Regions from separate parts of the Homo sapiens genome. Here region 2 is linked to region 1. Evidence: chromatin loops called from intact Hi-C (ENCODE). Cell type or tissue: PC-9. All regions are shown on one strand. Links, peaks and the distances in the headings refer to the core of each region. The heading gives the core; the rest is flanking DNA. Region 1 has its middle 55 kb from the start of PTPN12. Region 2 overlaps GSAP (gamma-secretase activating protein).

Evidence for each region. A loop is a pair of places that touch in the nucleus more often than their neighbours do. Peaks named below come from ENCODE experiments on the same cell type or tissue, not always from the same donor. Only the 100,000 strongest peaks of a DNase experiment are listed, where the experiment ranks them.
Region 2: a loop joins it to region 1, with 6 times the contacts of the local background. A loop is called at or near these places in 2 of 110 quality-filtered maps.

The regions. Positions count from the first base shown.
Region 1 is chr7:77,480,744-77,483,670 of GRCh38, forward strand. No RefSeq gene overlaps it. Among named protein-coding and RNA genes, the nearest start is that of PTPN12, 55 kb to the right of the region's middle. In PC-9, for the core only: no CTCF peak of the experiment used is centred there; DNase peaks (open chromatin) are centred at 1,028 and 1,438; H3K4me3 peaks cover 432 bases; H3K27ac peaks cover 2,479 bases.
Region 2 is chr7:77,409,233-77,412,159 of GRCh38, forward strand. All of the region lies in intron 1 of GSAP (gamma-secretase activating protein), which reads right to left. Among named protein-coding and RNA genes, the nearest start is that of GSAP, 5.7 kb to the right of the region's middle. In PC-9, for the core only: no CTCF peak of the experiment used is centred there; DNase peaks (open chromatin) are centred at 399 and 1,139; H3K4me3 peaks cover 1,647 bases; H3K27ac peaks cover 2,500 bases.

The DNA.
Region 1 (2,927 bases), core at 201-2,700:
AGACTTATTCTATTTTTCTTTAAGGGATTAATGTTTGAAAAGTTAGTGAATTAAGGCCAGGCGCGATGGCTCACACCTGTAATCCCAGCACTTTGGGAAGCCGAGGCAGGCGGATCACGAGGTCAGGAGTTTGAGACCAGGCTCGACAACATAGCTTAACCCCGTCTCTACTAAAAACACAAAAATTAGCCAGGCATGGTGGTGGGCACCTGTAATCCCAACTACTTGGGAGGCTGAGACAGGAGAATCGCTTGAACCCGGGAGTTGCAGGTTGTAGTGAGCCAAGATCATGCCATTGCACTCCAGCCTGGGTGACAAAAGCAAAACTCCATCTCAAAAAAAAAAAAAAAAAAAGGAAAGTTATTGAATTAAGTACAAATTGAAATTGAGTTCAAACTTAGTTGATTTACATTTTTCTCAAAATAGATTTAGAAGGCAGAACACAAAGCATAAAAATAAATCATCTGGCCGAGCGTGGTGGCTCACGCCTGTAATCCCAGCGCTTTGGGAGGCTGAGGCGGGTGGATCACCTGAGGTCAGGAGTTCAAGACCAGCCTGGTCAACATGGTGAAACCCCGTCTCTACTAAAAATACAGAAAGTAGCCAAGCATGGTAGCGGGCATCTGTAATCCCAGCTGCTTGGGAGGCTGAGACAGGAGAATCTCTTGAACCGCAGAGGCGGAGGTTGCAGTGAGCCGAGATTGCACCACTGCACTCCAGCCTGGGCAACAAAGAGCAAAACTCTAACTCAAAAAAATAAATAAATAAATCATCTACTTCAGAGGAAATAGATGACTATCAGTCATTGTGTTAAAACTATAGAAATTTGATAGAGTTCAAAATAACATTTAATATGCTGTCTTGTCAGGACCATTCATATACTCCTCTTTCACTCCCACCTTCTGCCCTAGATCAAGAACAACCCCATTCACTCCTAATCAAATGACCAACCTGGCCTTTGGCCTTAATAGGAAGTAAAAGTGTCTCTTCCGGCATTGTATCAGTGGTATGTGCCGCACCTACCACACCTGCAGCATAGTCTTAGGATGAGGAAGAAGTTTGTGGGTAGCCCAGGTGGGTAGAAAGGAGATAGAGAGAGCCACATGTAAAGAACAGTTGCATCTGATGTCACCTGTTCCTGGCTGAACCTGAATTTTATCAAGACCATAAAGTCCTCTGAGCCCTAGCTGGTTCACAACATATTTTCAATCTAGGTTTTTTTTTTTTTTTTTTATCACTAAGTCCACAGAAATTTTTACAATCCTTGTCAGGTGGTAAATATTCTATTAAACCGTGTTTGTATGGAAATAACCTGATTTGGATATAGAAGAAACAGAATTGAATTAGTTGAGCAACAGGTTTGCTTGGTTCTCATGGTTACATTGCACAACCTGGGCAAGGCATCCCATGACATAAAAGATTGTTATAATTCAACCCGGAAATCCGGCCAGACCTCCCAGGTACTTACAAAAGCAGTTCAGCCTCCACAACATAGGAATGATTTATCTGATTTCATGACACATGGCCTCTTGGATCCTGTGACCATTTCTCAACTGGACAATATATTAAATAAATTAGCACTTGCTTTTTGATAGTTTCATAAAGAAAATTTATTGGTTTTTTAAAAATAAAAACAGAATCCAAAATCATAACTTAAAATGAATGCATGCACACAAAGTTGAAAACATAGAAATGATGCAACAAGTAACAGTACCATTTGTATGTTGTTTGAAAGAATAGCATATTTTAATTATTACATGTAAAAAATTTCACATTCCTAATAAAGAGGGTAAAAGTGAAACATTCAAGACCTCCTTTTATCCTTTTTTGTCTTTTTGAGACAGGGTCTCTTGCTCTGTTGCACAGGCTGGAGTGCAGTGGCATGATCACAGCTCACTGCAACCTCAACCTCCCAGGCTCCAGCAATCCTTCCACCTCAGCCTCCCAAGTAGCTGGAACTACATGCAGGTGCCATCACACCCAGCTAATTTTTTTATTTTTTTGAGACAGAGTTTCATTCTTGTCGCCCAGGCTGGAATGCAATGGCGTGGTCTCAGCTTACTGCAACTTCTGCCTCCTGAGTTCAAGCGATTCTCCTGCCTATGCCTCCCAAGTAGCTGGGATTACAGGCACCCACCACCACGCCCAGCTGATTTTTTTTTTTTTTTGTATTTTTAGTAAAGACGGGGTTTCACCATGTTGGCCAGGCTAGTCTCGAACTCCTGACCTCAGGTGATCTGCCTGCCTTGGCCTCCCAAAGTGCCGGAATTACAGGCGTGAGCCACCATGCCCTGCCAGTGAAACCCCTTCTCTACTAAAAATACAAAAATTAGCTGGGCGTGGTGGCTCGCGTCCGTAGTCCCAGCTACTCGGGAGGCTGAGGCAGGAGAACCGCTGGAACCAGAATCTCAGAGTGAGCCGAGATCATGCCACTGCACTCCAGCCTGGGAGACAGTGAAACTCCATCTCAAAAAAAAAAAAAAAAAAAAAGAAAAAAAGAAAAAGAAAAGAGTCAGGAAAGTAGCACATTTTAAAATGAGTCTAATAGTGTTACGTAGAAATAATATAAAATTTACCAATTATGAGGTTATCCTTCGTTGGTTCTCAGTATTGGTTAGGGCTTAGTTATAGCAATGTTTCTGCTTTGACTTTTCACATTTAAAAATGTACACATTTTACAGAAATATAAGAAAAATAAATGCTTGTAGATACGGTACAGATTAATTGGAGATTCCGGGAAAAGCAACCAAAATCTTCAAAGGACATATAATCAGACCTATAAGAACAAATTTTAAAAACTGAGTTTCTGCTCTACTCTGCATTTCAGAACTGTTAGCATGAACTGTGATAAAACAGAAAGCTTTTCAGATGAAGCTATGCAAATATTTATAGAATCAAAGATAATTTGGACTATAGTATCTAATAGT
Region 2 (2,927 bases), core at 136-2,635, 72 kb before region 1:
GCACTCTGGGAGGCCAAGGTGGGAGGATGGCTTGAGCTCAGGAGTTCAAGACCAACCTGGGCAACACAGCAAAACCCTGTCTCTTAATAATAATAATAAGCTTATGGCTAAGTAGGCCTTCACAATTTAGAGAGTTCTCATTTCTATCTCATCTGCATTGTATAAGGTATTCCAGGCCTACTATACTTTTCAATGAGATAATGATACTTGACCAATATACAGTGAAAAGGTGGCGTAGACTGAACTCAAACCTAGAAAAAGGTAAACAGAACAATGGACTGAGTGTTCTGTATCAAGCTTACAATGAGAAAATGGGTAATTACTCAAAAGTCCTTTGAAAGGCAGATATTGTAGACATCTAAAGAGAATTTCAGTGAGTTTGTTCATCCTGTACACGACTCAAAACTTCTGGAATGCAATGTGTCAATATTTTGAGAAGTATTTTTTTTCTTTCAAGATTATAAGTATGCGAGGAGAGATCGTCGCAAAAGTACAGTTAAAAGGTTTCGGCTAAGATAAGAACTCCTTCACAAGAAATCTTGCTAAATCCAATTTACTTGCAAAAGCGTATCTATTTTCAGATTACTATAATACTAAGAGAAAAAATTCTCCAACAAACGCAGATTACAATAAATGACACATTTTTATCCCATTAAACTAGTGGTTCTCAACTCTGGCTGTCTTAAAATCATTAAGGGAGCTTTTAAAAGAACACTGATGCCCCAAGCCATACCCAGGATATTCTGATTTTATTGAGCTGGTGTGGAGCCCACTCTCTGGTGTACATGTATGTGTTTTAGATTCCCTGGGTGATTCTAATGTACAGCCAGGGTTAAGAACCATTGAACTACAAATGTACATTACATATTAAGCAATATTTGTTAGAGGGCATAACTTGGACCATCTTATAATATAACCATGGTAGACAGAGAGTTGAAAGAAATAAAAATAATGTTTTCATGGGAACATTAGGTAATAACTGCAGGGCTGAATACCCTGCAGTTAAGTACACAGTTCACATTTCAAGGACATGTGAAATAGACAAATTTGGTAATGTTGCAAATCCAGAGACCAATGTCTCACCACATACTATTAAGCCATCGGCTCTTCCTCCCTGGACGAGTTGCCCATGTCTTAACACACCCTTTTAAAAGAAGTATTCAGTAACCTCTTTGCTTATTCATTCTGACTCTTCTCCCAGTAGTTCATCACTGGAAAGTCCAGAGGAAGAAGTTTTGCAATTTCAAATGAGGAAATGTGGCTTAATTTCACAGTTTAGTATATTCAGTTCTCATGAATAAAACAATGTAGCATTTTGATAGATACTTGCATAGGTAAACCTATAAAAGAAACGAGAGTACCTAGATATTAAAGATATTGGCAAGGCATAGCTCTTGTAAAACAAAAGCTGGTTGGCCAGATATTCTCATTCGTTTCAATCTATTCTTTGTCAAACAAAAGTGATTTCACTTTACAGGAATAGGGGTTCTCAAATGTGTACATTTTATCCCAAACTGCTATGAGACAAAAATTAAAGTATTTGTCTTTCCAATGACCATATTTAAGGAGAAAAACGTCATTCAGCCTTATACAAAATTTTGAACTAGTTCCTAATACATACATCAAGAGGTGACAAAATATGATTATACCTATAACATTCCTATTCTGTAAATAATTCATATAAATCCTCAGGCTCAAGATGACCAGTTATTATAATTCCTAAACCTATGCAGTAAACATTATGTGATTTATATTTCATATTCTGAGTAAAATGAAGTTAAGAGAGAGATGAGAATTAGAAGAGGAGACTAGGAAAGAATTAGCGGAAAAAAAAGTAAAAAGGACAGATAGTGGCAAGAAAATAGTAAAAAAAAAAAAAAAAAAAAAGTGAAAACAATGTGATTAAGGTAACCCTCTGGCCCCCAAATCAATCTAGGAATACATAGGAGGCAACCAAAAAAAGTATTATTCTTGAATCAGTCACTTGGTAAAATATACCACTTCCCTGGCAAAGATTACAATATTTGAAAGACAAGTCAATCTGGTGTATCATAAATCCAAGACTAATAAAAGCAGGCAAGAAAATCTACATCCTTTCCAGTCTTAAATATTGACATTTAAATGTTAGAAAACTTACATATTGCAGATCTTATTTTCTTGAAGATGTGATCAATCCCAACAAGGGATTAAGCACGGGATACAAAAGTCAACATATAAGATCTATCTATTATAGTGCTATATACCAGCAATAGTTACAACATGTCATGTTTTTAAGTGTGCTAGTTATGAGAGCAACAAAAAAATAACCTAGGATGAAATCTAGCAAAACATGTGCAGAACCTTCATGGAGAAAATTCTAAGACTTATTAAGAGTCATTTAAAAAGATCTAAATAAATAATGAGCTGTATTTTGTTCATAGTTGGAAAGATCCAATATTGTAAAGATGCCAATTCTCCCCAAGCTGATCTATAGAGGCAATACAACTAAAGGAAATCCAAATCAACTTTTTTTGTAAAATCTGACAAGCAGATTCAAAAATATATATATGAAAAAGCAAAGGGCATACAATAGTTAAGACACTCGTGAAGAATACTAAGGTGAGGGGACTTACCCTACCAGTTATCAATACCTACCATAAAGCATAGTTATTAAGATGTTGTCATGGCCGGGCATGGTGGCTCACAACTGTAATCCCAGCACTTTGGGAGGCCGAGGTAGGCCGATCACCTGAGGTCAAGAGTTCAATACCAGCCTGACCAATATGGTGAAACTCTGTCTCTACTAAAAATATAAAAATTAGCTGGGCGTGGCAGCATATGCCCGTAATCCCAGCTACTTGGGAGGCTGAGGCAGGAGAATCGCTTGAACCCGGGAGGTGGAGGTTGCAGTGAGCTGAGATTGTGCCACTGCACTCCAGCTGGGTGAC